Linked DNA regions of Homo sapiens: regions 2, 3 and 4 are each linked to region 1. A link is a loop called in an ENCODE intact Hi-C map of the cell type or tissue named here. Cell type or tissue: PC-9. All regions are shown on one strand. Links, peaks and the distances in the headings refer to the core of each region. The heading gives the core; the rest is flanking DNA.

The links. Hi-C counts contacts between places; a loop is a spot of excess contacts. Peaks named below come from ENCODE experiments on the same cell type or tissue, not always from the same donor. Only the 100,000 strongest peaks of a DNase experiment are listed, where the experiment ranks them.
Region 2: a loop joins it to region 1, with 5 times the contacts of the local background. A loop is called at or near these places in 83 of 110 quality-filtered maps.
Region 3: a loop joins it to region 1, with 16 times the contacts of the local background. A loop is called at or near these places in 101 of 110 quality-filtered maps.
Region 4: it touches region 1 in a loop (26-fold over the local background); 14 of 110 quality-filtered maps call a loop at or near these places.

What each region holds. Positions count from the first base shown.
Region 1 is chr5:148,729,725-148,737,375 of GRCh38, reverse strand. No RefSeq gene overlaps it. Among named protein-coding and RNA genes, the nearest start is that of HTR4, 79 kb to the right of the region's middle. In PC-9, for the core only: CTCF peaks have their summits at 2,596, 3,611 (motif pointing left), 6,052, 6,258 (motif pointing right) and 2 weaker places; DNase peaks (open chromatin) are centred at 3,585 and 6,245; H3K27ac peaks cover 623 bases.
Region 2 is chr5:148,998,248-149,005,898 of GRCh38, reverse strand. It overlaps SH3TC2 (SH3 domain and tetratricopeptide repeats 2), which reads left to right. Exons shown (of 17, transcript NM_024577.4): 17 at 997-7,651. The coding sequence ends at 1,188. Among named protein-coding and RNA genes, the nearest start is that of MIR584, 60 kb to the left of the region's middle. In PC-9, for the core only: a CTCF peak has its summit at 2,716 (motif pointing right); DNase peaks (open chromatin) are centred at 588, 2,668 and 3,638; H3K4me3 peaks cover 427 bases; H3K27ac peaks cover 5,000 bases.
Region 3 is chr5:149,032,142-149,039,792 of GRCh38, reverse strand. SH3TC2 (SH3 domain and tetratricopeptide repeats 2) reads left to right here. Exons shown (of 17, transcript NM_024577.4): 8 at 1,303-1,498. Among named protein-coding and RNA genes, the nearest start is that of MIR584, 26 kb to the left of the region's middle. In PC-9, for the core only: CTCF peaks have their summits at 4,121 and 4,325 (motif pointing right); DNase peaks (open chromatin) are centred at 2,612 and 4,292; H3K27ac peaks cover 3,498 bases.
Region 4 is chr5:149,225,238-149,232,888 of GRCh38, reverse strand. It overlaps ABLIM3 (actin binding LIM protein family member 3), which reads right to left. Exons shown (of 24, transcript NM_014945.5): 9 at 2,182-2,240. Among named protein-coding and RNA genes, the nearest start is that of AFAP1L1, 43 kb to the left of the region's middle. In PC-9, for the core only: a CTCF peak has its summit at 3,733; DNase peaks (open chromatin) are centred at 3,668 and 5,508; H3K27ac peaks cover 503 bases.

The sequences.
Region 1 (7,651 bases), core at 1,566-6,565:
GATTTCACAATAGAGGAGAGGTATATCCACAAGTGAAAAACAGGGTGCTATCACCTGAGAATTCACTTCACTCAAGTGAAGGAAAAAGACAAAATCCAGTGATCCAGGAAGAAAAGGATCTGTTTGAGGTCACTCAACTTGTTAATATCAGGCCAAAGCTAGATCTCAGGAGTTCACCCCACTTACTTTCTTCCACACTCTATTGCTACTTGTTTGATTTGTTTCCACCAAAGTTCCCAGAGACTTAAGGTGGTCAGAGGTCAGGAATGTGTTAACAGCAATAAGGGTAGTGATAAAAACATTCAAGAGGTCCCAAGTCATTCAGGATCTTTCTCTGGCCCAGGGTCACCAGTTGGCCAAAGTTGGACTAGAGAGTGACAGGGGAAAGGCACTGCCCAGGCTAGTGGGCAGGAGGACAGGTGAGCTGGAGAAGCTGCTGGAGACCCTGCCCAGGTCATACTCTTCTGGTCTGGCAGAAGTCAGACCTCAACATCCAGGGGACTTAGAAGACCTGCAAAGGGAACCAGCCCACAGAGGTTTCTAAAAGCGTCTTCAGTTCATTTTTCACTGCCAAGTTCTTCCATGTGACTTTGGCATTTTTTTTTTCTCTCTGCCTTCTCTGTCAGAAAGTTTTCCTGGTTTTGGTTATTTTTAGCCCAGTGTGGGCCCTTGGGGACCATCAAATCCAACTTTCTTGTTTCACAAAAGAGAGAAATGAGACTCTGTGTTTGAAAGCAAGTTGATTAAGTTCACACACTTTACTATCAGAGTCATCCTCCCACCCATGTCTCCCGACTTCCAGCCCAGGGATCCCACTGTACTTGGTTGCCTCCACCTGTCTCTTAATGATCTCAGTAAAGTGCCTGACTGGCCTCTGCCTTGTTAAGAGCTAAATGGCCTCCCAGGACTCCCAGGTGTGAATAGCTTTTACCTAGAAATAGAGTGGGTTCCCAAAGAAGATTTGCAAGTTGGTCTTTGGAAACTCAGAAACACAATTTCCCTAGGAAGATGGTTTTATATGTTTATAGGTTCTCAGTCTCACTTGCAAATCCCATAGAACCTGAGATAATACGTGCCAACGTGAAAATCAATAGCACATGACTGTTAATTCCTGTGTCTCCTGCTAAGGGTGGGGTACTGAACCACACTTTGGCACTTCTCTATAGAAAGGCTTTAGGGACCTCCGCAGGATATTTATTCTTTGGGAATTAGCTTGCAAGCAGTCTGGGACCCATTTACTTTCTTTGCTCTTTGAAGGATGGCTTCACTTTTCTCCAGGGCTGGCTCCAAGAGCTCATGATTTGTGCGCGTTGCACAGGGACCCACACTCAGAGGGCCATGCATGTGGTTTAATGCTCTGCTGTAGCCGTCCTGAAATCCTGAATAATTTTTTCTTTGAACTTGTGTTCTATAGGTAAAGTCCAATGAGACAGTGGAGCATGCATGGGATCAGAGGAAACACGTGTAATCTATGGGTCCACTGCCATTCCTTGCCTCCCCACTCACATATAACATTTAGGATGCCCTGGACAGAGAAGTCAACTGTACCCAGGACACATGGAGTGCAGTGAGAATCACAGCGAATACAGAGTGTGTTACATCTACTGGGTAAATGGGGACACTGACAGCCCCCAGGGGCCATGCTTTCTGTTCAGTGGCATTCTGAGAAACACAAATGACCAAGGATCCCTTTCATATCCTTTCTTACTCATGTTACTTCCCTGTGTTAGCCACCCACTGAGGCTGAAAATGGTGACACAGAAGGAAAGGGAAATGTGGATGGCCTATAGTGTCTTCTCATTTTACTCCTTCCTTCCTCGCCAGTAAGCTGAAGATAGTGTTGGTAGAATATGCACATGTCAAGAAGTAAAATAAACACAGTTGAGTTTGTTTTTCTTGGCAGCATTTCCACAGTTCTGATGAGGAGGCAATACCTATGCATGTGTGAGCTACCAGATACAGAAAATGTAATTTCAGTGCTTCTACATCAAGCTAAATGCTGTGACATTTAAACTAATATTTAAATGTTATATTTTAAAACTAATATTCTACAATATAAAGACAAGTGGTAAAATTGATGCTGATAATTTTAAATTGTTCTTAGAGCTACATAAATAGCAAAGTAAAAACACTATGATGAGTGGAGAAAGAAGCCATGGAATAAAGAGAAAGTTTTATATTTTGTATCTTTAACAGCACTTTTTTCCTGCCTTTTGAACAAGGAACTCCACATTTTGATTTTGCCCTGTACTCTGCAAAATATGTAGTCATCCCTGCCTCTCCAGCTTCAGTATTTACCTTCTCAAGTTCTGTTCCGTCAATGGAATAGCTGTAACATAACTTGCCATTTCAATCCACCATTAATGCCTAATCATTGCTCTTTCAAATATTAAGTTGTCACTTTTGCTTACTACTATTTGATTTATAAAGGTGTGTATTAGTTTGCTTGGGCTGCCATAACAAAGTACCACAGAGTGGGTGGCTTAAACAACAGAAATTTATTTTCACACAGCTGTGGGGGCTGGAAGTCAAGAGCAAGGTGTGGGCAGGTTTGGCTTTTTTGAGAATTATTTCCTTGGCTTGAAGTCAGCAGCCTCATGTGGTCTTTTCTCTGTGCTTGTGCACCCCTGGTGTCTCTCTGTGTGTCTGCATTTGCTCTTCTTATAAAAACACCAGTTAAATTGGATTAGGGTGCACCAATATGACCTCATTTTACCTTAAGTGCCACATTAAAGGCCCCATCTCCAAATACAATCATATTCTGAAGTACTGGGGGTTAGGTCTGCAGCACATAAATTTAGAGAGAAATACAATTTGACCCACCACAAGAACTTTCTCACTTTTTCTTTTTATAGTAGCCTTGAGAGAGCAGCCAGGACACACATCTTGCAAGTCTATTCATTCATTCAACAAATATTTATGAGTACTTACTAAGCGCTTGATGCTGAAGATGTAACAATGAAGAAAACAGGCAGCTTCCTGCTCTTGTGGAAGTTAGGTTCTAGTGGGAGAGACAGACAAAACATAGTAACAAATAAAACAATCACAGACTGTGAGAAGTAGAAGTAAGATAATATAAATAGTGCTGTGATAGAAAATAAAGTGGGTGAGATTTTTGGTAGGGTCATCACGGAGGGCCTCTCTGAGGAGGTGACAAACATTGAGAAAGATTCCTTAAAAATGCAAAGAGCTCGGGAGAGGAAATTGCTCAGCAGAGGAAACAGCAAATGCAAAGGCCCAGAGATGGGAAAGAGCTCAATATGGTCTAGACACTGACTAAATGCCAGCGTAGTGGAGGTATCAAGTGTAATGTGGAGCATGGAGTGAGATGGCAGGAGCGGGATCGTGTGGGGGCCTCTTCTGCCTTAGTTAAGGAGTTGAGAATTTATTCTGAGTGCAAAGGGAAGTCACAGAAGGGTTGCTGTCAGAAGGGCGGCATGATCTGTTCTGCAGTGTGGGGGATGGGTTGGCAGAAGAAAGGTGTGGGAGATGGGGAAACTGAGTCCTACAGGCGATCACTTACTGGCTTTCATTCACACAAGTTCCAAACGGCAGTACTGGTCAGGTACTTACATTACATTCCTATAAACATGGAGCAGGGCGCCCTCTGCTGTTCCAAGTAATTCTTAATCCACATTGATGGCAAATCTAGGAAATGAAGAAAGAAAACTCCCCGACGCTTAATTATGGAATATACAGGAATCCTCCAATCACATTTCCAAAATTCATACCAAAATTTTGAGGTGAAGAGAAGGGGGCCTGAGGAAGCTCCCAAATAACAGGTTGACTGTTCTTAGGAAAGCTGGGTTGAAGATGAAATCGACTGGCCTTTTTATTTTTAAGAGTAATTAATCACTTGAATTACTCTTACTGTTTTCTAAAGAATTATACATGCTCATTACAAAAAAATCAGACACTACACCAACACAAAAGCAACACATTACTCCATATTTTACCATGTGGGAGTAACAAGTACTTTTGATGAATATTACTTTAGACATCTCTCTGTGCCTGTATATGTACACATCCTGTTGGATAAAAACGTCCTCAGTAGAGATCCCTCTAAAGTTAAAGACATTACTGAAGCATTTTTAAAAACGGACTCATTTTTTGAGCCACACATTTCAATTTTAGTTATTATAGATTGTCTCAGTGTTGTAAAATAGTGTTACAAAACATAACTCATTGTTTCGTTTTTCCATTTTTCTTAGCTCTGCAATGCCTTCTTTCATCTTCTTTATTTTATAATTTATCTTAGAGGTATTGTTTTACGGAATTCATATTCTTAATGAGCTTTTCTCTCTCGGCAAATGTTTCCTGCAAAGGGTCAGGTAGTAAATATTTTAGGCTTTGTGGGCTAAAAGAACTTGGTCACAACTGTTCAGCTCTGCTATTACAGCGTGAAAGCAGCCAGAGACAATACGTAAATGAATGAATGTAGTTGTGTTTCAATAAATGTTTATTTACAAAAACAGGAAGTGGGCCACATTTGGCCCACAGGCTGTCATTTGCTGACCCCTGTTACAAAAGATAAGATAATTACTGTTTACTCTTCCTTTCATCTCACTCTTTTCCAGGTTTTGCTTATATTATTTTCACTTTGTTAGGACTTAATGATACATTCCCTTATACTACCTTCAAGGCCACACAGGATTAGCCTTAGCTGTGAAATTAAATAAACATGGTGTTCCACATGAGTTCTTTTCATCACAGCTTTTTCACTCGAGTTCTTTATTATTTTTCATCTCTTGTTCGATGGGATTACTTGCCAGTTGTGTGTAGTTTGGTTTTGTTTCAAAAAGAGTTCATGAGTATTATATTTCCCGAGCTCTTGCGTGTCAAAAAATATCTGCCCTTTATCTCCATGCTTGGTGACACCCTAGCTTGGTACAATATTTTTGAATCATGTTGTTTCTCTCAGAAGTTGGTGGTCATTACTCCATGTCCCTTGGTACTGGAGTTGCCATGGCAAAGCCTTGAAACCACTTGACTTTTTCCCCCTATAGGGGCTGACTTGCCGTTTTCTGCCTAAATGTCAAATTTTTTTCTGGATTCTTAACACTTAACAGTTTAACCAGGAAATTTCCCAATTTAGACCATTCTGTATCAATTTCTCTTGACATAATTGTCCTCTTTTTTATCCATTAATACCGTTCTTCTTTTCAGAAAACTTTTTAGGTTATATCTTTGAATTCTCTTTTTTCTTTCCTTGTACTCTAAGGATGTCAGTTGTCTTCACGTTGGATAATTTTTTCTCTCTGTATCTACCTTTATTTTAATTGCTTTGTCTTTTCATCCTGCATTTTCTATGACTGTCCCCAGCCATCTCTCCATGACATTTGCAGCTACATTTTTCTCTCCTTTGCAATTTATAACTTATTACATTTATAACTCATTGTTTTGTTTTTCAATTTTTCTTAGCTCCACAATGTCTTCTTCCATCTTCTTTATTTTATAATTTATCTTAGAGGTACTGTTTTACTGAATTGATATTCTTAATGAACTCTTCTCTGTAATTAAGCGTTCAAAAAGAACTTGCACTTCACCTTTGAGTTTTATTTTCTTCCTGAGGGTTTTTGGTTTTGGTTTTGTTTTGCCTTTTTCTTGCTTACTACTTATTTTGTAGTAGCAGATTTGCATAATTTTGTACTGTTTCTTTTCATTTTGCTCATGCTTAACAGGGAGCAGTTTTGTTTGTAGTTTCTGTAAAATGACGCGGATGGATTCTCCTTGATGTCTTTCTCACTTTATCTGGAACTATCGTGTCTTCTCCTCACCAAAGAATCAGTTTCAGAGGTGGGTGTGGCTTTCTATTTATTTTTTAATTAAAGCATATTCTTTTGAATTCTCAGTATTTCGTTGACTACCTTTGCTTTTGGGAGAAGGGCTGGCCTTAGAAGTTGTACCAGTCATATCAGAATCTTTCTTTTCATGGATGCCAAACCTTATGATTCAAGCAGTACCCTTTCCTCTCTAGCCGCTAATGTATTATTTGGCTTAAAAAATAACCATTTCATCAGGTGGGGAAAGAAGTTTCTGTGATCCTGTTTTGCTCTGCTATCTTTACGTGGAGTTGGGTGTTAAAGCAAGAGCCAGGTGCATTTTTGGGAGGAATTAGTTATGAAAAGAAACAGACCAGATGATTTTTGAAGTTTCTTTTAGCTCAACATACTGAGATACGACTATTATGACAACAGGGGTCGCCCGACCGTTGAAAATTACCAAGTTCAACAATGTAATAGTAAGAGGCATTGCAATTGTCAGACCACTAGAGGGCAGATCTTGGCCACAATTGGAAGTAGTCACAGTAAATAGTTACTATTGTCAAATGAATTGTGCTGGAGCTCCTTTAAACTTTTACAAAAAAATCTGAAAAGGACAAACTGCAGGGAAACCGAGCTCAAATTATCTGACAGTTGGGGGCTACTCATTTGTAAAAGGGGTCCCGTGATTCTCTGTCTTGCCATCTGTATCCATCTCCCCTTAGGTGTTCACTTTTGCCAATCCCCCCGTCATCCAAGCTTGAAAACTAGTAAAGCATGCCCAGATCCTCCATTCGCTGTGCTATTTTCCAGCTGGCAGGTAGAAATTTGAAACACCTCGCCCAGAGTTACAGCCGCCCAGCTCATAAATGGTGAAGACCTGAAATGGAGCCCACCTTGCTGGCTCCTGTGCCTTCTGAACACCTCTCCAGGAGAGCAAGCTCTTGTCACTGATACTTCACTTCTAGCATTGAAACCGCAAGAGAAGCAATACCAGCAAGAGATGAATCAAATCCTCCCTTCAGCCCTTGCTGTTGGCAGCTCCCTATGGCATTCTGAATCATTACCCTGGACAGACTTTTGTGACCCAAGGATAAGCCTCCTTACAACAAAGATAATAGAAACCTGCCTTTGCTGCCAAGGATGTTTCATTTGTCTCTCATACTGGGTCTTGCTGCTGGAGGTAACATTTGCCAGCATAAACTTTCAGCCTGCTGTTTACCAAATTCCTCTGTACATCACTCATCATGCTTCACCAGGGAATTCAAGGCTTATTTTGCCCTCCTGGACTGCTTTCCTAGCCTTAAGTCTTTGGCGACACATTACATCACATACATGTAAGACAGATGCCTGCTTTTCCCTCCACTCAGGGAAGCTCTGAACCCACGATGTCAGTAAAATCCTGCTAAAGTTTTCAGATCAGGATGTAAGTTATGTGCTCTGTTAGTAATACAAATTGGGAGTATCCTTGATATGACTGTGTCCTTACAAGAAGAGATGTTTTATTTTCTTCATGTAGATTTAGTTTGGGCTATCCCAGAAAAATCACTGTTTTCTCTTGGGAAATATGTTGGCTTAAATATTGATAGATCTTCCTAAGACCTGATTCCTCCCAACAGGCAGCAGGCAGATCTGATGTTTTGTTTCAGCTGAGCTGTAAACATGATCTGCAGCTGGTGTGGTTTAGTTCACTGTGGATTAAAGTGTTCTGTGTCCCCCAGTCAGATGAACATATGTAGAGAACTATACTTTCTAGTGGCCTTGTCTGGAGCCCAGAATAGTGGAAAGGATATGTTTTTATTGTGATTTATTCTATCAAAGAAATAAATTGGGCCTTAAATTAGGGAAGGGGGTAGGTTTGCTTTTTCATTCCTCTGGGGCTGAAGCAG
Region 2 (7,651 bases), core at 195-5,194, 270 kb before region 1:
CCCTAGGATTGGCTTCCTTTTACTAGAGGTCCCTGTCCCCTGAAGCACAACCCTTAATCTCTTAATATAGTGGCTTCTGAGTCACTCCTGTGTTTGGCCCCCAGGGAACCCTCAGGGCAGCTCTGCTGTCCTTTTCTTATTTGCCAGGCTTTGCTTCTGGCCTGAATTAATTACTGACTTATGAGGGTTAATGGAAACCAGGCAGCCTTTTTGAGTCTCACCCAAAGAAGCATCTGTTTCTCATCTTTACCATGTAGGGAGGGCCGGGGGTAGTGAAGCACCCTCTAGCCATCTTGCCTCTGCCCCATAGCTCCCAGTAAGTGGTTCAGGGACAAAGTGTGTGATCTGATCATGTCAACCAAGAACTCCACGGATTGTAAAGGGAAAAACTCAGTTCAAACTTCCTTAAGCAAAAAAGGCAACTTACTGGCTCAAAGAATGTGAAGGCTGAGCTACAAATTTAACTGCAGATAGCTCTGGATCCTGTTTCTCAATCATCATCAGGGATTTCCCCACCTCTCATTGTATTCCTTGACTCTGTATGTTTCTACTTTGCTTTGTTTCTTGGCCTTTTCCCCTTCTAGCTACTGGCAGGTTCAAGTCCACCTCTGAACCTGCCACTTCAGAGGGACTATTTTCCTTATTGAGACACAGTGGAAAGTCCCAGGGAGTGGCAGATGTAGGCCAAGTTTGGGTCATGTACACATCCCTGAAGCACTGTGCCCAGGGCAATGATGTTTCATGATTGGCTGAGCCTCAGTAAGGGACCACCTCTGTGCCTGGAGTGCAGGGCACTGTGATTAGCAATGTCCCAAGGACCACAGTGGAGGGAGAGAGGGGCTCCCTAAGGACTCAGGAGATGGGGATTGGATGTTGGGCAAACAAACAAACAAACAAACAAACAAAAAAAACTAGAGTGGCCAGCACAGCCTCCTAGCCTGTCCTGGAAGTGTTTGCTAATGCTGTCTCTTCTTTGCCCCCATACCACGGGGTTAGGATGCCCATGATGCCACTGAGTACTTCCTTCTGGCCCTGGCAGCAGCGGTCCTGCTGGGTGATGAGGAGCTTCAGGACACCATTAGGAGCAGGCTGGACAACATCTGCCAGAGCCCCCTGTGGCACAGCAGGCCCTCCGGGTGCTCCTCAGAGAGGGCGCGGTGGCTGAGTGGTGGTGGCCTGGCCCTCTGAGGAAAGCTGTCCTGTCTCTGGACATTTGGCATGGCCAGACTCTGACCCCACTGCCCTAGGCTCTTAAATACTCATTGGGAGGGTCCGAGTCCTTACCTGGCCTAGCCCCCTCATTTCACAAGAAGAAGAATGAAGTCCAGGAGGAGAAGGGCTCATTGCAGGCCACAGAAAGATTTGATGGTGCAGCGATGAGAATTCCTGGTTCCAGGCTTTGCATCTGGAGCCTTTACCGGTTGACTGTTGCCTTCCACACAAACAGCCTCTGAAAAGCACTTTCTCCATACATAATTCTGGAGAAGATGAGGGATCTTGCCCTCCAGGAGCCTTCCTTCCTCCCCCAATGAGGAAATCAGTCACTGCACTGGTGCAAAGGCAAGCAGATTGGAATTTGTGCTCTTCACCGATTTTCTCAGGGAAAGACCCCTTCCCCTTGCCAGCAGAGGAACCTGTAGTTTTTTCCATTTCTTTCTTCAGAACCAAAGTATGTATCACTCCTCATGCTCACAGGGATTGACAGGAGAGAATTCACCAGGATCTTAGCTCAAAAGACACAGCCTCAGAATGGCCAGATGGATTGCACGAAACCTGACTTGGATTCACCATCTTCCTCCTGCCATAAGGCTGTGCTCCCACATAACCTCCCAGAAGCTCCAGGGAAGCTTTCCAAGAGCAAAGGCTTGGAAATTGAATGTTAAGAAAATTATGACATAAATTACATGTAAATAGTGTATATGATTAAATATTGTCCAGTTACATTTACACACACATTTTGTCTCATCCACAATGGGGGCAGATGAGATGGAGGACTTGATGGATGGGAGAGAATACCAATACATGTCTTTTTTTTTTTTTTTTTTTTTTGAGACAGTTTCTCCTCTGTTGCCCAGGCTGGAGTTCAGTGGTACAGTCAGGGCTTCCTGCGACCTCAGACTCCGGGGCTCAAGTGATCCTCCAGTGTCAACCTCCTGAGTAGCTGGAACTACAGGCATGTGCCATACCCAACTACAAGGCATCTTATTGATTTCAGGGCAGCTGCTTTACAAAGCATCTCTATTAATAACATCACTGCATAGCACACTGAGTGGCCTAAAACACTTATAATCTCATGGTTTCTGAAGGGCAGGAATCCAAGCATGACTTAGCTGAGCCCACCAGCTTAGGGTGGTTCACAGGCTGCAATCAGCTGGGGCTGCAGTTATCTCAACTTCAACTAGAGAAGGATGGGCTTCCAAGCTCACCCACACAGCTGTTGTTAGGAGTCAGTTTTTTGCTAGCTGTTGGCCAGAGGCTTCCTGCAGCCACTTGCCACGTGGGCCTCTCCACAGGGCAGTCACAACATGGCACCATGCTTCACTAGAGGGAGCAAACAAGAGGAGCAAGAACCAGAGTGAGCAGGAGAAAAGGGAGTGACTCTTTCTATAACCTGATCACAGAAGTGACATCTCCTTAGTCTTGCCTATTCAATTCATAATAAATGAGTCACTAGGTCTAGCTCCCACAAGAGGGGAGTGTTTACCAACAGCTTGAATACCAGATGGTGAGGAATCATTGGGGATCATTTCAGAAGTGACCTACCACAGTATCTGAGTTCTTTGATAATGAAATTGGGAATTCTCTAATTTCAGCAAACTGAAAATATGGTCCACTAACCAGCAGCATCAGCATCACCTGTGAGATTGTTTGAAATGAAAATCTGTGGCCCCACCTATGATCTCTGAATCAGAATCTCTGGATCCCAGAACGCTGACTCGTCCAAGCTTTCCTGGTGATTTTAATGCACCCTAAAGTATGGGAAGCACCACTGCAGGGCAAGAGCCCTCAGATAGTGTGCATAACTATTACCTGGTGAGGTTGTGGAACATGAACTTCTTGGTTTCTATCTCTAATAATTCTGATTCAGTAGATCTGGGATGTATCCCAGGAACATGCATTTTTAGAAAGCAACTCAAGCAAGCCTGATGCAGGTGGTTCACCCTTGCTCCTTTTCTGTGAACCACAAGGATACCAGCCATAATTCCCTGCATCTGATGCCCATCAGCTTAGCTTTTATTATCAGACCATCTGCCCTTAATTTCTAGCTTCTTGGGCTGACCAGATGATTGGTTGTATGAAAGGGTGAGATGGGAGTGGTGAGTTGAGCCGCCATTGCATCTTCTAGTCATCAAGGTTGTCTACTAATTGGCACACATTTTCTCTTAGAGATGTGGTTGGTTGTCAAAAGGCTGTCTACTCTAGAGAGTATTCTCCAGGAAGGAGAAGCTTCCAGTTGTCTAATTAGTAAAGTTATCTAATCTACTACCATGGAGAATAGATGTGGTTTTGCCCCCACCACAAGCTGTAAAAGCCCCAAGCTGGGAGGGACGTTGCGGTTGAGGCTATTCAGTCTAATCTCCCGTGCATAGTCCTTTCAACAACATTCCTGGGAGACAGTCAGGGGCACACACATTCCAGAACAGTTACATATCGTGTATTTGAAGAAGGCTCACACAGCCCTGGAAACCATGCCACTGGCCATTCCCCATCTGACTCAGGTTACAGATCCCCTCCCTTTTCCCACTGACCACTCACTCTCCTCTGGCCAGATTTGTTTCTGTTTCTCTGAAAGAGCAGTTCCCACAACTGCATGAGGCTTTTGATATTGGCCGGTGGGTGAAGAGTACAGAGGGATGTTACTATACTTAATTTGATTCTTCCTCTCCCCAGCAGCCACATCTGTCCTTGGCTTCCATTGAGCTTTATAATCAGTTGAAACTTCTGTGTCTTCTGACTTGAACTTCTGTTTGGACAGATCTTTCTCAATTGCTGCAAATATGCACATGCATTTGCATATGCATACACATACACACACATACGTGAAGAGCGTTGTTTCTATCCATGTTACATCTCCTTGGAAATTTTAGCTAAAATTTCCCAATTCTGTGCACTTTGATTTACCTATAAATCTGATGAATTTACCCATAACCAGGTCAGTTATAAAAATGTTTAGCATGTTTCCAAAGACAAGGGTAAGACTATTTTTTTAAAATAAGAAAAACATTGTGCTATATAATTGCAATTACTACATTCTATATGTAAACCGCTTGCTAAAACTCTTTTAAAAAGTGTTTAAAATTTTCATTTTTGAAATGTGGGCCAGCTATTCCCTTTGGAAACATGTTGATGCTGTCTTTTTTTCATGATCCACAGAGAGTAAAGTGGTGATTGGATTTGGTCTCTACTTAAACATTTAAAAAAATAAGTGTATCATAGCCAAACATGATCTAGTTACCCTCTTTATTCTAATTGTTCCCTCAAATCTTATATGGGCTGTGTGACTGCTGGCTCCTTACATCTAATCTAAATAAAGAACAAGAAGGGCATTGCAACATTGTGGAAAACCCTGTAACATGTTTTCTCAGCTTTCAGGTATACTAGTTCCCTGTCCAACAGTATTAACATTCTGAAATCCAATATTGCTTTTGTCCTTTTCTTATTTGCTTTTCCATTATTTTAAGATGCCTTTATATTGTGCATGTGTATATATATGTATGTGTGTGTGTGTGTGTTCATTTTCTTCCTCTTTGTAAATATAATGCACCTCATTTGGCAGAAGTTTATTTGGGGAAGGGAATATGCAGGAATGGAGGGTGTTAGGATGAGGGATCAGGAAGCCTATCACTAAAGGGAACCTGTATTTTGGTCTTGATTTTGATATTAAATTGCAGTGCGACCTTGGGCAAGTCACTTAACCTCTACACATCTCAGATATTTGTCCTCTGATAAAAGAACCTCACCTCTGGGTTTTTCAGCAGTGCTATTTTTATACTGTATGAATAGGATGAGAAATAGTATTGGAGAGATGAAATAATATATTTTTATAGCTCAATTATATTATCTTCTTTTTACAGGTGAGTAAACTGAGGAACAGAAGGGTAACTTTCTCCCAGACACATTGGTAGTTAGTGGCAAAGACAGTGGTACTTGAGGCGGGGGTCTCATGACTCAAGGACTTAGTTGCACAAATGACAGGATTTCTGCTGTTCAGGGCTTCCTTCACAGTTGTGTGTGTATATGTACACGTGTGTGTATGTATGCATGCATTTATCACGATATGCACCAAAGAGCCTTTACAAAACATTTTCTAAATTGATTTACTTCTTTTACTCATATTAACTTATTTTTATAAGGGATGACTAGTCTATATAGAAGAAAAACTTGTATTGTTTTCCATAAACAGAATTATGTAAATAATGGCAAATACAATGAAAATAAAATAATGCATTAACTTCAAGCTAGGTCCTGTTGCTCATTGCAAGCACCCAGCCTAGGCCTTATCTGGCATTGTTTGAAAACAGAGAGATTAATAAGTGGCAGAGAGTGTAGATGACAGACTAGCAACAACCACTTTTTCCTTGCACACTCAGAGAAATGGAGTAAGCAGGGAAGAGGACTGAGCTCCTTCTGAGGAGGGTCAGTGTCATTCAATGCCAGGTTTGGGCACACATTTCAGGGAAGTGGGGATTCAGCTGGGTGACAGGAAAGGGGCAAATGATATATTATGTAATATGATTCAGTATCAGAAGCATTGTGATTGGTGTTAGTTACAGGATGTTACAGGCACTGCGGGGAAGGGATTTTACCCAGACAGGGTTACGGGCATCAGGAAGGGCTTTCTGGAGGACGTGATATCCAAACTGAGTTCTGAAAGGGACACTTACTTAATTCTAACTGCAGACCAGCAGGTTGGTATTGACAGACAGTGCATGTGTCAAGCAAAGGTCCAGAGGGTGGACAGGGGGTGATGTTTTCTGAGAACAGGTCACTCTGAGTGCAGTGAGGCTGGAGCAGATTCAGGGAAGCAAAGAGGGTTTGGATTCTACCTGGAGGTTGAGGGGAAGGTATAGAAGGATTATAAGCAGTTGAAAGAAACATGGTCAGATTTGTGCTTTGGAAAGATGATTCTAGAAGCAGCATGAGACTAGATTAGGGCAGCAGTGGAGAAGGTAGAAAACACATTAGGACTTGGCGATTGCAACACAACACTCCAGCCTTGATTCAGATATCAACAGTTTTCCCCACTAATGTTCTTCTGATCCCACATTGGATTTAGTTGCCATATTTCCCTATGCATCTCTGGTCTATGACGGTTTCTGCCTTTCCTTGTTTTTCATGACCTTGTCAGTTTTGGTCTCTTTTCCTCTTTTAATTGCTCCCATTGAGATGTGTGGACAAGCGGCAAAGAAGGAAGAAATTCAAGGGAATGGGCTCTGCACTCACTCAGGTGGCAGCTCAGGTGGGGGCAATGTAATGTGTTTTGGAGTTGGGCATACTTAGGTTAGAATCTGTTTCTTACTAGCTGTGTGACCTTCTGCAAATTAATTAACTTCCCTGAGCCCAGGGCTGTCAGAATTATATCAGACTTACTTATGTCATAGACAAGGAAATGGCTAAAAAGGAAATCCATCTTTGGAGGCATGTAAGCCTTGACATTGAGAAGTGCAGCCAAACCTGGAGGTGTGGCCAGGCACCCTGGTCCTGCATTCAGGGACACTTGGGTCTGAAGCTCTTTCTCCTTTTCATCACTGAGTGACCTGAGCAACTTACTTTACCTCTTTAAGCTTCAATTATTCCTCTGCTCAGACTTTTAATTGAGACGAGATGTATGGATGGCTTGGTATGAATGTCAATTGGTGGTAGCTGTCACAATGAAGCAGAACTGAGTAGATTCTTAATAAGCACATCTATTCCTGGGTCCCACACCGTTAAGCGGGAGGGTGTGTATGTTAGGGGTGCTCTTTGCTACTGGGCCTCTCACTTGGCGGTCTTCCCTCTTCGGTGGGACAGCATATATTTCCTGATATGTACCCCCTCACTCTCCCAACTCTGTCTGATTATTCCAGAACTCAGGGGACTTGAGGATGGAGGCTGCTGGAAGTGCTGGCTCTGGGAATGTGCACTTCGTTCACCCTCCTCTAAGGGGTGTCTTCTCCCCAGAGAAGCAGAGACAAGTGACTGCTTAGGGGGTGGGGATTCTCCCCAGCTGCCATGGTGCAGGATCAAGAATAACTTGCGTGGCCAGGACTGCACAGTGGGGCTGCTTGGCTTGGCTTCCCAGTACAGACTGCGAGGCAGGTGAGAGGGAAGGATGCTGTGCTTTCAAAACGATTTCAAAGGTGAGAACCCAGCTGCCACTTCTAGTGCTGCCTTTGACTCCTTATCCAGGGCATCACACTAGCTTGAGGGATGAGGCTCTTTGAGATGAACTTCCAGACAGGGTAGGTGAGAGGATGGTTGAAGTCACATGGCTAATGAGAAGACAGGCTAATCCATTGCTGTCCTTTTCTGTGAGAAATCCAAGAGTTCCAGTAGGGGGCAGTGATGTCTTCCTAAATAGTGTATCATTGGTAAAGAACGTATTTAATATTAATAGTTCTGAATCAGACTAGGGTAGTGGCTGTCAAATCCTTTTTTGTTGTTATGTTGT
Region 3 (7,651 bases), core at 1,638-6,637, 300 kb before region 1:
CGCAAGGCTTTGAAGTCTATTCTGGTTCAAATTCTGGCTCCTTGACTTAAAACCAGTGTGATCTTGGCCAATCCACCTGCCCTATGTTGCAACTTCCTCATTAGTAAAATGATACAATAAAACCAACTTAAATGTTGTTATGAGAACCAAACAAAATGACATCCATAAATCACTTTGCACAGTTTCTCTTACAATGTAGATATTTAACACATGGTAGATCCCATCGACCCACAAAATAGTGAGAATTTCTGATCTTGAAAACACAATCTAGAAACTTGACCAAAAATGTCAGAAAAAATAGGCTAGTAGCTTTAGCAGAGAAGCTAAAGCAAATATGGAAACTGAGGCACATAAAAGCCTTTATCTCCACCAGGATTAATGGAGAGGCTAACCAGCAGCCTGAAGACTTAAGCTCTAGACTCAGTTTTGCCATGCATAAGATCCTTAGACAAATCTCATACCCTCTCTCTCCCTCCGTAACCTGGGAAAAGGGGATTCTGATAGTTTCCGTGCCCTTTGAAGCTCTTGAGAAGACCTGAGAAAGTGAGTGCAAATTGTACTTTGTAAACTGGACAGAAAAACATTCATCAAAAGGTCATTGCTAGATCCTAGGTAGGCAATTTATCAGATTGAGTACCATAGTCTGAAAGGGAGTCTTTTAGATCCTTCTAAGTCATTAGCAGCTTTCTATTCCACCAGTGGTAATAAGGCTAATGTTTATTGAGGGTTGACCAGGTACCAGGCATTGTGCACTGTATCTCTTTGATTCTCTTTAATATTTATAAGCAGCAGGTATTCCTATTATCCCCATTTTCCAGTTGGGGAGACTGAGGGTCATAGAGGCCAAAGGAGCTGGAAGGACATGGAGAGCTTCTCTGGTCGAGTGGTTCTCACACACTGGTCTGTGGATTTGTGCCAACCATGACAAAGCATTTACATTACAGTGGCAAAATCAGACAAACCAGGACAATACAGTGAGCTTTCCAGTTTCCCATAAGCTATGTTTATTCATTTTTAAGGCATATCCGCTATCTGAGAATCTTTTTTTGTGTTTGTTAAAACATTTTTTCTTTGGTGAAAGTGGATTGTAGTTCTTTTAAAAATATGTCCTAGTTTGGCAAAATGAAAAGCAAATTGTCCTGTGTCATTCCTGCCAATTTTTGGGTGGGGAGGGGAGTGAAATGTTACTGGTCCTTGACATTCTAAAGTCTGGGAACCCCTCATTTTCTATTGCATTGGAAGGTGATGGGAGGCTCAGCTGTTCATGTCTTCTGTAGCTGATCTGTGTGCTATTTTCCACAGGCAGAGGACGCTGTAAGGCCTTGACGGGTTATGAGCCAGGAGAAAAGGATGAACTGAATTTCTACCAGGGAGAAAGCATTGAGATCATCGGCTTTGTCATACCTGGGCTTCAGTGGTTCATTGGAAAGTCGACAAGTTCAGGACAAGTGGGCTTTGTCCCCACCAGGAACATAGATCCTGATTCTTATTCCCCAATGTGAGTATTGACAGTGAGCATGTCCTGGAGCTGGGCTCCCTTTCCCAGGGTTCCCTCCCCTCTTTGAGCAGATTTGCAGTTGAGCTTCGAGGGTGCCCTGGTGACATGGAGCCAGAAAAGCACATGCTGACACCAAGGTTGATACAGAGAGTGATAGAAAGGAGAGAATGCGTCAGTTCAGTTTATTTTAACAGGTGGTCACTGAGGACTTCCTCTGTGCAAGGAGGGAAGCAAAACTCCAAGACAAAGGGCATGCTGTTAGGCACTGAGGGTGTGGTTTTGGTACTTGGATCCTGCTACCCACACTGTCTAACCACAGGGCCCCTTCAGAGGAAGGGCACACACGGGGAGAAATAGATTAGCAGCATGCTGATCCCACATAGGGCTGGGAGGTGGGTCCCATGTAGATCTTCACTCATTCAGCTTTCAAGCTGAATGCCAATGTGTGACTTCAGCATTGGCTAGGAGGGCAGAGTGTTTCTCTTACTCTTTTCTGCCTTGAATCCAGAAAGGCTGGTTCTGAGGAGCAGACCCATCTGCCTGGCCAATCAGGAGAAGGTGATCAGCCTGCTCCACCCACCCTGTCATGGAAGGACAGAGATATCGGGTATTGCTCCATCTTTTTGGAGTGGGCTTCCTATGTGGGGATAGGAAACAGTAGAAAGCCTGGGCGCAGGAAGTACACGAGGAAAGGGAGAGTTGGCTCCTAACACTGACACAACATAGCGCCCTACACTGGGAAAATGTGGCCCCAGAAATGTCTAACGATCTGAACAGAGACTTAAATTCTTTCTCTTGTGGGAAATAGCCAATGAAGAGAGCAGACCAAGGGGCAGAAGCTCCCTGTAAGCCCTGCCCTTCGTGGGGAGAGGAGGAGACAGAAGGTTATTTTTTTTCTATGTAGAAATGTGGGAGTCCAAATAACTATAAACAAGGAAGACCACTCACTGAGCTCCTGGAGAGGTATGGAGAACTATCGGGACTTGTAAGGAAGAAAAGGATATCAAGAGAACTTCATGAAGAAGGGGACATGTGAATTAAGCTTTGCACAATGTAAAATATTTCAACAGATGTTGATGGGAAAAGAGGTCATAGGTAGGAAAGTGAGTCAGTGCTTGAAGAACGACTCATGTAGTTTGGAGGAAGTTACCAGAAGGTCACTGGTGCAGCAAAGGTGGGTCCATGCTCTGGAAACCTGGGAATGCCTGTGTGAGGGCCCTTTCCTTAACCTGGCAGAGAATGGGGAGCTACTGCATGTCTCTGAGCAAGGGTGACATATTATATGACTGGACCTTTTCTCTAGGAAATGAAACCTGGCTTTGGGGGAGGCATGCATCATCAGGGGGAATCTGGAGGCAGGAGACCAGCGAGAAGCCCACGGTGGCACTTAGAAAAGGGTGAGAATGGAGAGGAAGGCCACTGCTGAGGACCAATGGACAGGAAGTCAAAGATTCCAGGAGCTTTACAAATATGGACACCTGTGTTCTGCCTCCAGAGGCTGTTGTGTAACTGGTCTGGATGGAGGCTGGGCAATTATATTGATAAAAGCTCCCCAGGTGGGGCTGGTGGGCAACCAAGGTGAGAACATTGCTCTGAACCACCCCTTCATGTTACCACAGGGGGAACAGAGGACCCCAGGGATGAAGGAGCTGAACCCAAGGCCTTCCCTCTGGAACTTTAGAATCCTGACATTAAATCCAGTGAGCTCTCATTAAATGTCCTGGTGATTTTAAATCCTGACATGAAATCCAATACATTCTGGTGAGAAGTCCCAGTGAAAGGGAGAAAGAAAAAAGAGGATGGAAAATAGGAATGGGGGAAGAACCCTGGAGGATGCCTCCATTTACAGAGCAGAGGAAGAGAGAACGCAGAGAGGAAACAGAGGAGCCACAGAGAGGAAGAAACAAGCTGCGGGGGAGGCGGGGCTGACACCTGTGCTGTCATCAGAGAGGTACAGCAGGGCCAAGTGAGGAAAGAAAGGCCTTTGGGACTGGCCATTGGTAGGTCTTCTGGAAGCACAGTAGCTACATGGCTTACAGAGTTGTGGAGTCAGGGTCCCCAAAAGGCATTCATGACCATGTGAGTGCAGCTTGTGCCTCCACTGGCTTACCAGCTCCTTGTCTTTGGACATATTCATTTATCTCTCCATGCCTCAGTTTTCTCATCTGTAAAATGTGTAGAATGTTAGCACTTGCCTAATAGGATTGCCGTGACTTTAAATGAGCTAATAATACACACAAAGCCCTTAGAATGGTGCCTGGCACAGTGTGTGTGTGTGTATGATCCACAGGCACTTGTTCTTATTGTTGTTTGTGTCATTGCCGTTGTTGTGGGTGGTGATCTTGAGAGGCAGTTTTAATAGGATATTGGGGACAGATGTCATTTTCATAACTTATATTTGGACTTCTGCACCTCACGCTAATTTACCTCAAATGACAGTAAGTCAGCACTACTGAATTAATTCAGTCATCATATTTTCACTGGCTTAGTTGTAAGGGGTCCTCTCACACTGAAGAGCAGCGTCCTCTGTGCTGTGTGAGGTGGACTATGACATTCTCCTGTGCCTGGTCAGTTGTGGGACCCAATGCACCAGAGATTGCACAATTGGTACCGAAGGGGAAAATGAGTCAGAAAACAGGGAGGGGTGGCACAAGGAGAAGAGGGGAACTGGCTCCTTGCATATCCCCCAAAGCACTCTCCAGATATCAGAGCTCCTTGAATCACAGCAACAGAGGGATGGGTTTTGAGCTCAGAGGAATGACCCAACTCCACGCAAGCAAGCCGCTGAAGTCTCTGCACGCTGCCGTCCGACTGGCCACTGGGTGTCACTCTTGTCTATGTTTGCTGGGTGTCAGGGTCTGAGAAGAAATTCAGCCTTTGCTGAAGTCTCCATCTTCTCCGTGTAGGTTTTCTTTTTGTGCTTGTGTATTACTCCCTAAAGTATGTGTGTATACTTAAGTGCCTAAATTAAAAAAATAAGTCAGATTGATAAATTAATGTACTCAAAACCAGAAAAAAGAACATAGGAAAAAAGCTAGTATTTTATAGTATTACAGTTAGAAAACATTCTTTTGTTACATTCCTTCTTTTATTCTTCATATTGCCTGTGTCTTTATAATTCAATTTCTTGTGGAATCTATTTTTGACACTAATAATTTTGCCATTGGTCTCATAGCCATTTATTTGCATGATGTGTCTACGTGTAATATATTTTATTACATATTGACAGCAAGTTGTCCACTTCTTCTTCATAGAGTATCTATTTTAGTAGCTATTTTCAGTGAAGATCTGTGGGTTATAAATACTCTCAGTCCTGAGTCTTGGCCTGTCTTAAATATATATAACACTTAACATATACTCTTGAATTATAATTTAGCTAGGTATAGCATAACATCTTCAAAGTTTGCAGGAAAAAATAACTTTAACTATAAAATTGCAAATCCATGTTGCCAGGGCCTTGTCCATTTTGCTTGTCTTTTCAGAGAATCATTTTTTCTTTTGTTGACCATCTTTATTGATTTTTGTTTTTATAATGATACTTCATTAATGACAGCATTTGCTTTGATTATTTTTGTCTACTTTCTTTGTTTTTATTTCATTAATTTATGATCTTATCTTTCATATTCAATTCATTCATTCTATAAAGTTGAACTGTCAATAGTAATTAAACCAAGAAAGGAGGCGTAGGAGAAATAGAGAACTTAAAAAGACCTGTAAGCATAAAGAAATGGACATCATGTTAAAAATGATATTATATTTATTTATTTTGCTCAGGACTTGGTGTGTTTCTTCAATATGAAGATTCATGTCTTTCTTCAATTCTGGAAAATTTTCAGTCCTTCTTCCTTTGAATATTGCCTCTCTCTCGTTCTTTTTAGTCTCTCTTCTGGAATTCCTATTAGAGGTACGTTGGACTTACTCTATCCTCATTCTTGCTTAATCAGTTCTTTTATATTTTTTATCTTTTTGTCACACCAGGCTAAATTCTGATTGATTTTCTTGACATAATCTTCAGTTTCACTAATTCTCACCTCTGCTATGACTAAACTTGCTGTTTAACCCACCCATGTAGTTCTTAATTTCTGTGCCTTTATTTTCCATTTTCTACGATTTATATTTTGCTATTTTTCATATATGGCTGTTTCTTCTCACAGTGCTCCATCTTTTCATTGTAGCTTCTATTTTTTCTTATTATTTCACCTTTTTAATCATTCATATAAATTCTTCTTCAGATTATTGTCATTTCTAGTTTTTTGTAGTGTTAATATAGTTATTTGTGTATCTGCTGGCTCTCGTTGTGAATAGTTCATTTTATTGCATGGTTTGTATTTTTTGTTACATGAACTAATTTTCAACATTTTAAAAGATGGGTTTTATATGGATCCTGGACTGAAGAAAACCTTGCTGACTAGGTTTTGCATTTGCTTCTCCTGGAACCTTAGGGAGTAATGATCCAGGACTGATTTTTTACTATTAATTCTTGGATCGTGGTACCAACACCAGGTAGTGTAAATTCAGATCCCACACGTCCCAGTGGCATAAGCCTAGGTGTTTGATGTTTTCCAGGGACTCAAATAGATGAAAAGTGTGTTCTCGGCAGGTAGGAAGAAATTTTTCAATCTGCTCTTTGCTCTTTACAGAAGTTGAACTCTTTCAGACTCCAGGGAGTTTAATGGGCTCCCTGCTTCAGGCAGGTCTAAATCACATCTCCTGTCCTTGGGGTGGGCATTAGAAGGTCAACCCCAGTTCTGAAGGCCAGAGTCCCAGCTGAAACCACCAGGAGCTCTGGGCCATCTGCTTTCACCTGCCAATCTGGGTTTGGTTTTTGCTTTTGTTACTGGCTTCCAGTGATTTCCCTTTCTTTCTTTAAATAATGTACTAAAATATTCATCTTTGTTACAGATTTTTCTATAGATATGGGGGAGAGTGGCCCTTTTAGAGCCCTTTAACCTGCCATATTGCCAGAAGCTTTGCCATGTTCTTCTAACCCAGTTTTCATGTTTGGAAATATCTAATGCAATTTGTCAAGCTTCTTGGCCTTTCCCTAAATTCTAAATTCTCGTAAGTTGTCCTGGAACTCAGGACTTTAGCAGATGTTGTGAGGCAATGCACGCAGAGGTAGAAGACCTCAGTTTTAGTTTCAGCTTTACCACTTTCTAGCCATGCAATTCTTAGCATGTCACTGAACAGTTCTGAATCCTTTTCTTAATCTACAAACATGGATTAAAAAAACCTGCACCATAAAGTTGTTATAAACAGTAAATGAAATAGTAAATTTAGGAATACATTGTAAAATTTAAGAGATCTATAAAACTTTGGGATCAATTTATCCCAGTTGAATTTAGTTGTAGATTTCAATTACATGCTGTTTTGAGATTAGAAGCTTCCGTGGTGTTGGGGGGAATCTGGCGATCAGCCCAGGGAGATGGGGGCCCAGTCAGTGTGGTACTATTAATAGTGTTCTCATCATGGGCTTTCAAACTACATTTACCTGAGTTATGGGGACAAATGGTAATGGCTGATTACAGTACCCCCATCCCATCCCCTCCTTGAACACTGCTTTAATTAGAGAAGTTCTTATGTCCTGCTCTACCACTCCCTAACCACCAACTTCATTTTGCTGTGCCTCAGTTTATTCGTCTGTAAAAAGGATAAGAGTAGTACGTGCCTTGTATGGCAAATGTGTGGATTAAATAAAATAACAGTATCTGGTTCTTCATACCACTTCCTCCCAAAGTATTAGCTATTATTAACTCCTGGGCTTCCAAGTTAATTTTGTTTTCAAAATGGGTTCTGACATTAAAACATTCTCTATTTAGAACTAAAAGTGGCCTAAAAAATTGTTTAGATAGATGCAACCCAGTAGCTTCTAAGGCACTTCTAGTTTTTTATTATTTAATTCTATAACAAATCTCTAGTAAGCAAATTAGGCTTAACAGTTAGTTTACACAACAGCATGAGTATCAAGATCTTTATTGCTTATAATGATTTCTTTCAGCTCCCCTAATCTTCCTTTTACCCACTTCTTTCCCTTAGCGATTCCAATCCTCTTAATGTTGACTAAACTGTTGTTCTATGCCATGGAATCAGACCTTAACAATGGTGAAAGATTCCTCTGACCATGGTCAGATTTTCTTCATTGTTCTTCTAGAT
Region 4 (7,651 bases), core at 1,102-6,101, 500 kb before region 1:
TCCTTGGGAGTTTGTTTATTCAAAATGTAAAAGTGGGTTAAATTTCACGTAATTGCACAATATGCTGATTCTTTACAGTGTATTAATTGCAAATTGACATCAACTTAAGTGATAAACTTAAAAAAAAAACTGTCTCTGAACAATGGCAATGATGGATTAATAGCTTCCTTAGCAGAGCAGCATGATGCCAGTCTTAATGCATAAGAGGGTGCCTGCCTGATGTAAAGGGATTAGGAATCAAGGACCCACAGGTGAAGTATGTGGTCTTAGGCATCTTGGATTCTTGATCTGTGAAATGAAGAGGCTGAGCTTCAGGATCACTTGATTCTCTCCCAGTTTTCTCATCCTACAATTTAAAGCATTCTAAGTGGGGCTATAAAGTTTCCTAAATTGTGGACTGTGAACTAGCGGTGGTTCTGGGAAGATGAAGGTGGAACATTTGATAATACTGAATCATAGAGTTAGAGAGTAAAATCTAACGTTTCAATCCCCTTGATAGATCAAGGAGGCCGTCTCAGTTTGGTGCTAATTCTTTTCAACAACTCTCTCAACAATTGTCAATTTCCTATTTTATTTTATTTTTGAGACAGAGTCTCGCTCTGTCATCCAGGCTGGAGTACAGAGGCACAATTTTGACTCACTGCAACCTCTGCCTCTCATTTTCAAGTGATTCTCCTGCTTCAGCCTCCCAAGTAGCTGGGATTACAGGCACGTGCCACCACATCCAGCTAATTTTTGTATTTTTAGTAGAATTGGGGTTTCGCCATGTTGGCCAGCCTGGTCTCGAACTACTGACCTCAAGTGATTCACCCGCCTTGGCCTCCCAAAGTGTTGGGATTACAGACTTGAGCCACCACTCCCAGCCCAATTTCCCTTTTTAAACAAAGAGAGTGCAGACAACATTGTCTAGCTAGGATTTTAAACATTTATTCTTAAGAATTATTTCATTATCATTGAATTTATTTTATGATTACCTTCTATTTATAGCAAGTATTACTGGTTTTCACGTGGCAATATAAAGTTTTATTTTAAAATAAGGTTAGTTAATAAAAAGTAGTGACTTGATGTAAAGAAAAAGATTAAGCATATAATGAAACAGGTGGTGCACAGATATGGCAACAGGCATCAGGGTTGTAGACGATGACTGAAGTTTGGGAAATGCCACCAAAGGGGAGGAAAATGAAGAAAGGGACAATTAGGTCTTATACCTTAAATGGGAGAGGGTCTTGCAAGAAACAGGGAAAGAAATTCAGGGCTTAAAACATAATTATGCATCAATAAACTGGCTCTTTCAGAAAACTTTCATTAAGTGGATGAGATAGCAAGGAAGACATGTTTAACTAGCTGGTCAGAAATTGTGCACTTGCTTTTCTAGTTGGATAGACTCTAGCAGGTAACACAATAGAGTCCCAAGGGGTCAACTTGATATCCGGGGGCCAGGATGTAAAGGCCCCATTCCCCATCCCCCAACACACACCCCAGGTGTCTCCTCTACATCATCAAAGACCCAGAAGCCGGATCCTTCCTGCAGCCTGGGAGGCTCAATCCCTCTCTGCAGTATCAGGAACCCAGATTCACAAGCCTTCCTGACATTTGTCAGAACACAGTAATTCAGAGGGACACAGGACCTCAGCTGGCCCAGCGCGTACCTGGGGATGTCGGCTGTGCTTTGTTACTGCAGGCACATCATCACCTCTTTAGAACTGGTTTTCTCACAGGCAAGGCAAAGATAGAATTTCTTGCCCATCTGCCTCACAGGGTTAAAGGAGTAAAATCAGACAGTGCCTGTGAAGATGCTTTGTAAACTGTCAATTACTGTGACATTATTAACTATTATTATTAACGAGTGACCTTAGGCTGGGAAAAACCATGGCGAGAGCTTCTCAGCGAGGCTGCCATCTTGGTCAGCAATGGTAGAGTTACAGCCTCACCCCAGAAACACAAAACTCTCATGAATACAGTGCTTTACAGTTTTCAGAGTGCTTTCATATCCGATGTCTTAACCCCCTCAAAAACCCCATGGGGCAGGTGTTACCGTTAGGAAAATCCAAGGACATAGGCACACATTTGGGAGTGTGCACACTAAGGAATGCTGACCCTGTCCCAAAGCACAGCTCCCTTAGCCTGTGGCAGAAAGTAGCAAAGCAGGAGTGCTGGTCTGGAATCTACTAGCTTGCTTACCTTTAACTTCTTCTCTGCCCGGGCTGCCTGTTTGCAGATGGGGTGCCAAACCTCGGAACCTAAGGGGTCATGAAAATAACGAAGACTCAGACCTTTCAAACCCTCCAGCACTCTCCCCATGTCCCACCTTGATTCACTCCGTGGTCAGCGTATGTCCCTTACACATCTGCCAGAAGGGCCCTCTTGGCTTTCCCAGCTCCCTCCTGGCACCTCTCAGACCTATGCGACCGCTCACATCCTTTTTCTGTGTGTCCAAATCCTACCTGTTCCTAAAGGTCTAGGGCTCACATGACATCCTCTTGCAAACTTTCTTACCTGCCAGTTGGGGGTGACTTCTCTGTCCTTTGTGATCCATAGTTCTTTGTGTCTCTTTCCACACATACAGCCTTAAGGCACAGTAGCTTATGGATTTTTCATTTCCCACTAAATCAAGAGCTTCTTCTGGGCGGGAGCTGAGCTTTATTCATTGCTACATCTCCCACAGTCCCCAGCACGGGACTTTGCTCTTAGAAGAGATCCGTACATGTTTGTGGGGTGAAGAGGTGAGTGCATGATTGGCAGTCAGTGACACATAGCAGGTGGTCAATAAATATTTGTTGAATGAATAAATGACAGTGTGGATAAAAAAGAGTGACAGAGCATGGTGAACTCCAGCTTTCTTTTCTCTTAAAGACTTATGACTGTCTACCAGAGCTATCACATTTAAGGGGGAGGAGGTGTCATGGTGTATATTCCGCTTGAGAGCATTGCCTTGACCTGCTAATTCCTCAGAGACTCCAGACTCTTCAAATTTAGTATACTGCTAACGCCCACATTTTATTGTGGGTGGGGGTCCAGTTGGCCAGCCCCAAACCCGAAAGGCCAATTTGGAAAGGCATGAGCAACAGGTGGCTGCTCACATGTTGAGAAGCAGCCCCAAATATGACACATTCCCCAAAGAAGGGACAGGTGTCCTGGATTAGAAGGAAAAATAGGAACATATTATCCCTCTGGAGCCATTCCCCTTGTAACCAGCCCTAAAAGGAAAGAAGCCAGCAATGGCTGGATTCCTGAGCATCCAGATGGCATTTGTTTGTCTGACTTTGTCTCTAGGATATACTTTATATTATGCTTTGTTGCCTGGAACCCCCAGGACCGGAATACTAGCTAAGGGATGAGATGGTGGTGAAAGGTCAATAAATCGGAGTGAAAAAGAGAAGAGAGGCCTGAAGTGAGGAGGCCTGTGTTTTTTGTCTCTGCTCAGCCCCTAACACATCCTCTCTCTGGGTCCCAGTTTCCTCATCTGAAGAACAATAAGGTGGGATTTGGGTGGCCTTGAAGATTATTTTCATCTCCAAGTTTCTAATTTTACGGGCAGTTTTGTCTTTTGTGGAACAAGAATCTTTGATTTTTGTCTGCCGACATACTTGGGTATTCCTTATTATTCAACTGGGTTTAATTCTTTCTAAAGTAAAATGCAATGGTTCTCAGAGCCCAGTAGAGGGACTCTGAGTCTGTGGCTTGATCCAGCAATCACAGGGTGTGTCCACTACCAAGCTGTGTGTTGGGATTCTTACTTTAGGGAGTTATTAGAGAGAGCGTTTCCGGTTCCTCTCTGAGTTGCTTCCGAATCTATCAGGAATTGTTTATGACTGTGGCTGTGGCAGGAAACACATGTTACAGGTCACTGTAGGAAATGGATGAGATGGACACAGAGGTCTGAGGAGGTCATGAACTTAAGTTAAAGAGACATAGGAAAGATCAAGAGGGCAGAAGTCCTCATACAAGGAAATAATGTGTCAAGCGAGGGGGTCAGACTAGAGGGTCTCTTTTGCTTTCTAACCCCATAACATTGGCATTTCACTCTGAAATAAAACTGAGCCAAAAATGGCCATTAACTTCAGCACTCTGCATACCGGAAAGCATATTTACATAAGAAACAAGGAGAGGAGGATCAAACAAGAAAAAAAATATAATTAGAAATGAAAAAAATCAGAATTTAGGAGTTGGTAGTATATCTGTAAATAAAAGAGGCTAAAAAAAGTTAGTTGGTAGCTAGCAATAAACTTACATAAAGAATGCAAGAAAAGATGATTTGTTCATGAAGATCCCTGTGAAATAACGGTCTTCTGAGCTTATTCCCTAGGCCAATAGCTCAACAATGTGACATTAACAGAAGGATAACATCATGGTGAAGAAGATGGTTATTCTCTTCAGTGGACTTTATCCCCAGAGCCAAAAACAGTGCCTGGCCCATGTGTGTTTAACAAAGAAATGCATGTGAATGACTCATTGGACCCTACCTTTGTATTTTTTTTCAAAAAGATACTAGGTATAATGCACCCATGAGAGGATGGTGACTATCCTAGGAAGGGGACTCAAATGCAATTCTAAGGCTGGGTCTTTACCCTGAAGAAGAGACTTAACAGAATGGTGAAAGCTGATTTTACAGATTTTAATGACTCTCTGTAGGAAGAGGCATTCATTTGTTTTGTAGAACTAGGACTAAGGGCAGAAGGTTCAGGCAAGGAACATTTAACACCTAAGAACTGAATGGCCTTATTCAACTGACAGTAAGCCCTTGTCCCTAAAAGTGTTTAAGTACACATTGGGTATATAAATGCTCAGCAGTGATATTAGGAAGGAGACTCAGCACACAGTACTTACACTAAGGGATGTTTACCAGCCCCCAAATCCTTAGAGATTCTGTTTCCATCTTAACAGGTTTTACTGTACCGAGAAGATAATTATTTGCCCCACCCATTTATCCTGATAAGAATGTAAATTCTATGAGGAGAGGATTCATGTCTGTTATACCTACAGATATATCTGCAGGAACTGCAGATTCTCAATAAATACTCATTGAGTGAATAAATAAACAAAAGAAACATGGCATTCTATCTTAGGCAGTTGGCTTCTCTAACTTGGGCCCAGAGATTTGGACAAGTAGTACAATCTAGACTCTGATTAGACAGCCACAACTCCAGACTGAGTCTACAAACATATTCACTATATTGGGGTGTGTCAAACTGTGACCTGTGGATCACCTGTCTTGCAGTCTGGTAAAATTCAGATTCCTGGGCCCCCCTGCAGAAGCCACTGACGCCAACTCCCTGGAGGTGGGACCTGGGAATCTGTGATTTAACAAGCTCCCCAGGTGATTTTATGACTCATAATTTGAGAACCACAGGGCTAAATACCAGATAACACTCTAAATTTATTTTCTTGGAATGTTATGTGATAAAGAAACCAATTTTATAAGGCAGAGCTCTAGCTTTTTGTAAGAGTACAACATTTTCTGCTTGTTCAACTCCTGGTTCCATGAGTCACTTCCTCCTGTCCTCTGAGATTGTCACCCACAATTCCAGGCTCTGCAGTTAAAACCTACTATGAAGGTTATGGAAGTGAAGGATTAGCTATTTCTGTATCAGCTGACTCAGAGATAGAGATGTTAATCTCCAAAACTATCTGTCAGCCAGGTATTAAGGCCATTTTTAATCGTTAGCAGAGTCAGCAGTCAGTCTTATCTCTCTGATTGGTTATAGCACACTCCACACCTGTAACATTTGGGGCTGATTTAATGTTGGGGAAGCCACCCACCTCTCTGCTACACCCTGATGTTAAATTTGCCAAGGCTTTTTTTTTTTTTTTTTTTTTTGAGATGGAGTTTCGCTCTTATTGCCCAGGCTGGAGTGCAATGGCACGATCTTGGCTCATTGCAACCTCTGCCTCCTGGGTTCAAGTGATTCTCCTGCCTCAGCCTCCTGAGTAGCTGGGATTACAGACATGCACTACAACACCCGGCTAATTTTGTATTTTTAGTAGAGATGGGGTTTCTCTGTGTTGGCCAGGCTGGTCTCAAACTCCCAACCTCAGGTGATCTGCCCGCCTCGGCCTCCCAAAGTGCTGGGATTACAGGGATGAGCCACCATGCCCGGCCAATGCTTTTTGTTTTTTAATGCCAAAGCTGGAGTTGGTATCATAGTCTTCTAGAATGTTGGCATTCTAGAGGTTACAAGTACAGTGATTGAAAGTGGTCCATTGGACGGTTCTGTTTAGTAAGCATGATTTTAAACAGTTCTGAGTCTGAAGGTTTTTAGATACTGCAGGTCACCAGTGACCCTCCCTACTTTCTGACTCCCAGCCCTTCCCACTCCTTGACGTGGGCATTGGAGTTTTTGGCCTTGACCCTAGCTAGGGCATTCTCTTACGGCAGGTTTCCTCTCTGGATTTCTTTTTTTGTTTTGAGACGGAGTCTCGCTTTATCACCAGGCTGGAGGGGAGTGGTGTGATCTAGGCTCACTGCAACCTCTGCCCCCAGGTTCAAGCGATTCTCCTGCCTCAGCCTCCCGAGTAGCTGGGACTACAGGTGCATGCCACCACACTCGGCTAATTTTTTGTATTTTTAGTAGATACGGGGTTTCACCATGTTAGCCAGGATGGTCTCGATATCCTGACCTCATGATCCACCCTCCTCAGTCTTCAAACTGCTGGGATTACAGGTGTGAGCCACTGCGCCTGGCCTCTGGATTTTTTTTTCACCATAGCAGGATGAGGTTTCTCAGACCTCTGCCTTTATGACAGCAGCACTATCTTTGTGGCAATAGACTGGGAGGAACCTTGGAACTGCTCCTTTAAAATCTCCATGCACATAAACCAACCCAAATGCCCATCAATCAATGAGTAGATAAAGAAACTGTGATATATATATATATATATATATATATATATATATATATATATATACACACACACACACACACACACACATATTATATACATACATACATATATATATATATATGTATATATGATGGAATACTACTCAGCCATAAAGGAAACAAAATAATGGCATTTGCAGCAACCCAGATGAAATTGGAGGCCATTATTCTAAGTAAAGTAACTCGGGAATGGAAAACCAAACATTGTATGTTCTCATTCATAAGTGAGAGCTAAGCTATGAGGATGCAAAAGCATAAGAATGACACAATGGACTTTTGGGGCTCAGGGGGAAAGGCTGGGAAAGGGGTAGGGGATAAAAGACTACAAATTGGGTGCATTGTATACCACTCAGGTGATGGGTGCACTAAAATCTCACAAAACGTCACTGAAGAACTTCCAAACACCATCCTGTTCCCCAATTACCTATGGAAATAAAAATTTTTTTAAAAAATCTTCATCCACATAAAAAATGTGGTAGATCCAAAAATGGAATATTGTTCAGCCATAAAAGGAATGACCTGCTGATACCTGCTATTATACGGATGAACCTAGAAAGCATTATTCTCAGGGTGAGAAGCCAGTCACAAAAGAACATATATTGTATGGTTCCATCTGTAAGAGCTATACAAAATTGGCAAATCCATAGAGACAGAAAACAGATTGGTGACTGCCAGGGGTTCGGGGACAGAGGAATGGGAAATGACTGCTTAATGGCATGTATGAGGTTTCCTTTTGAAGTGATGAAAATGATTTGGAACTAGATAGAGGT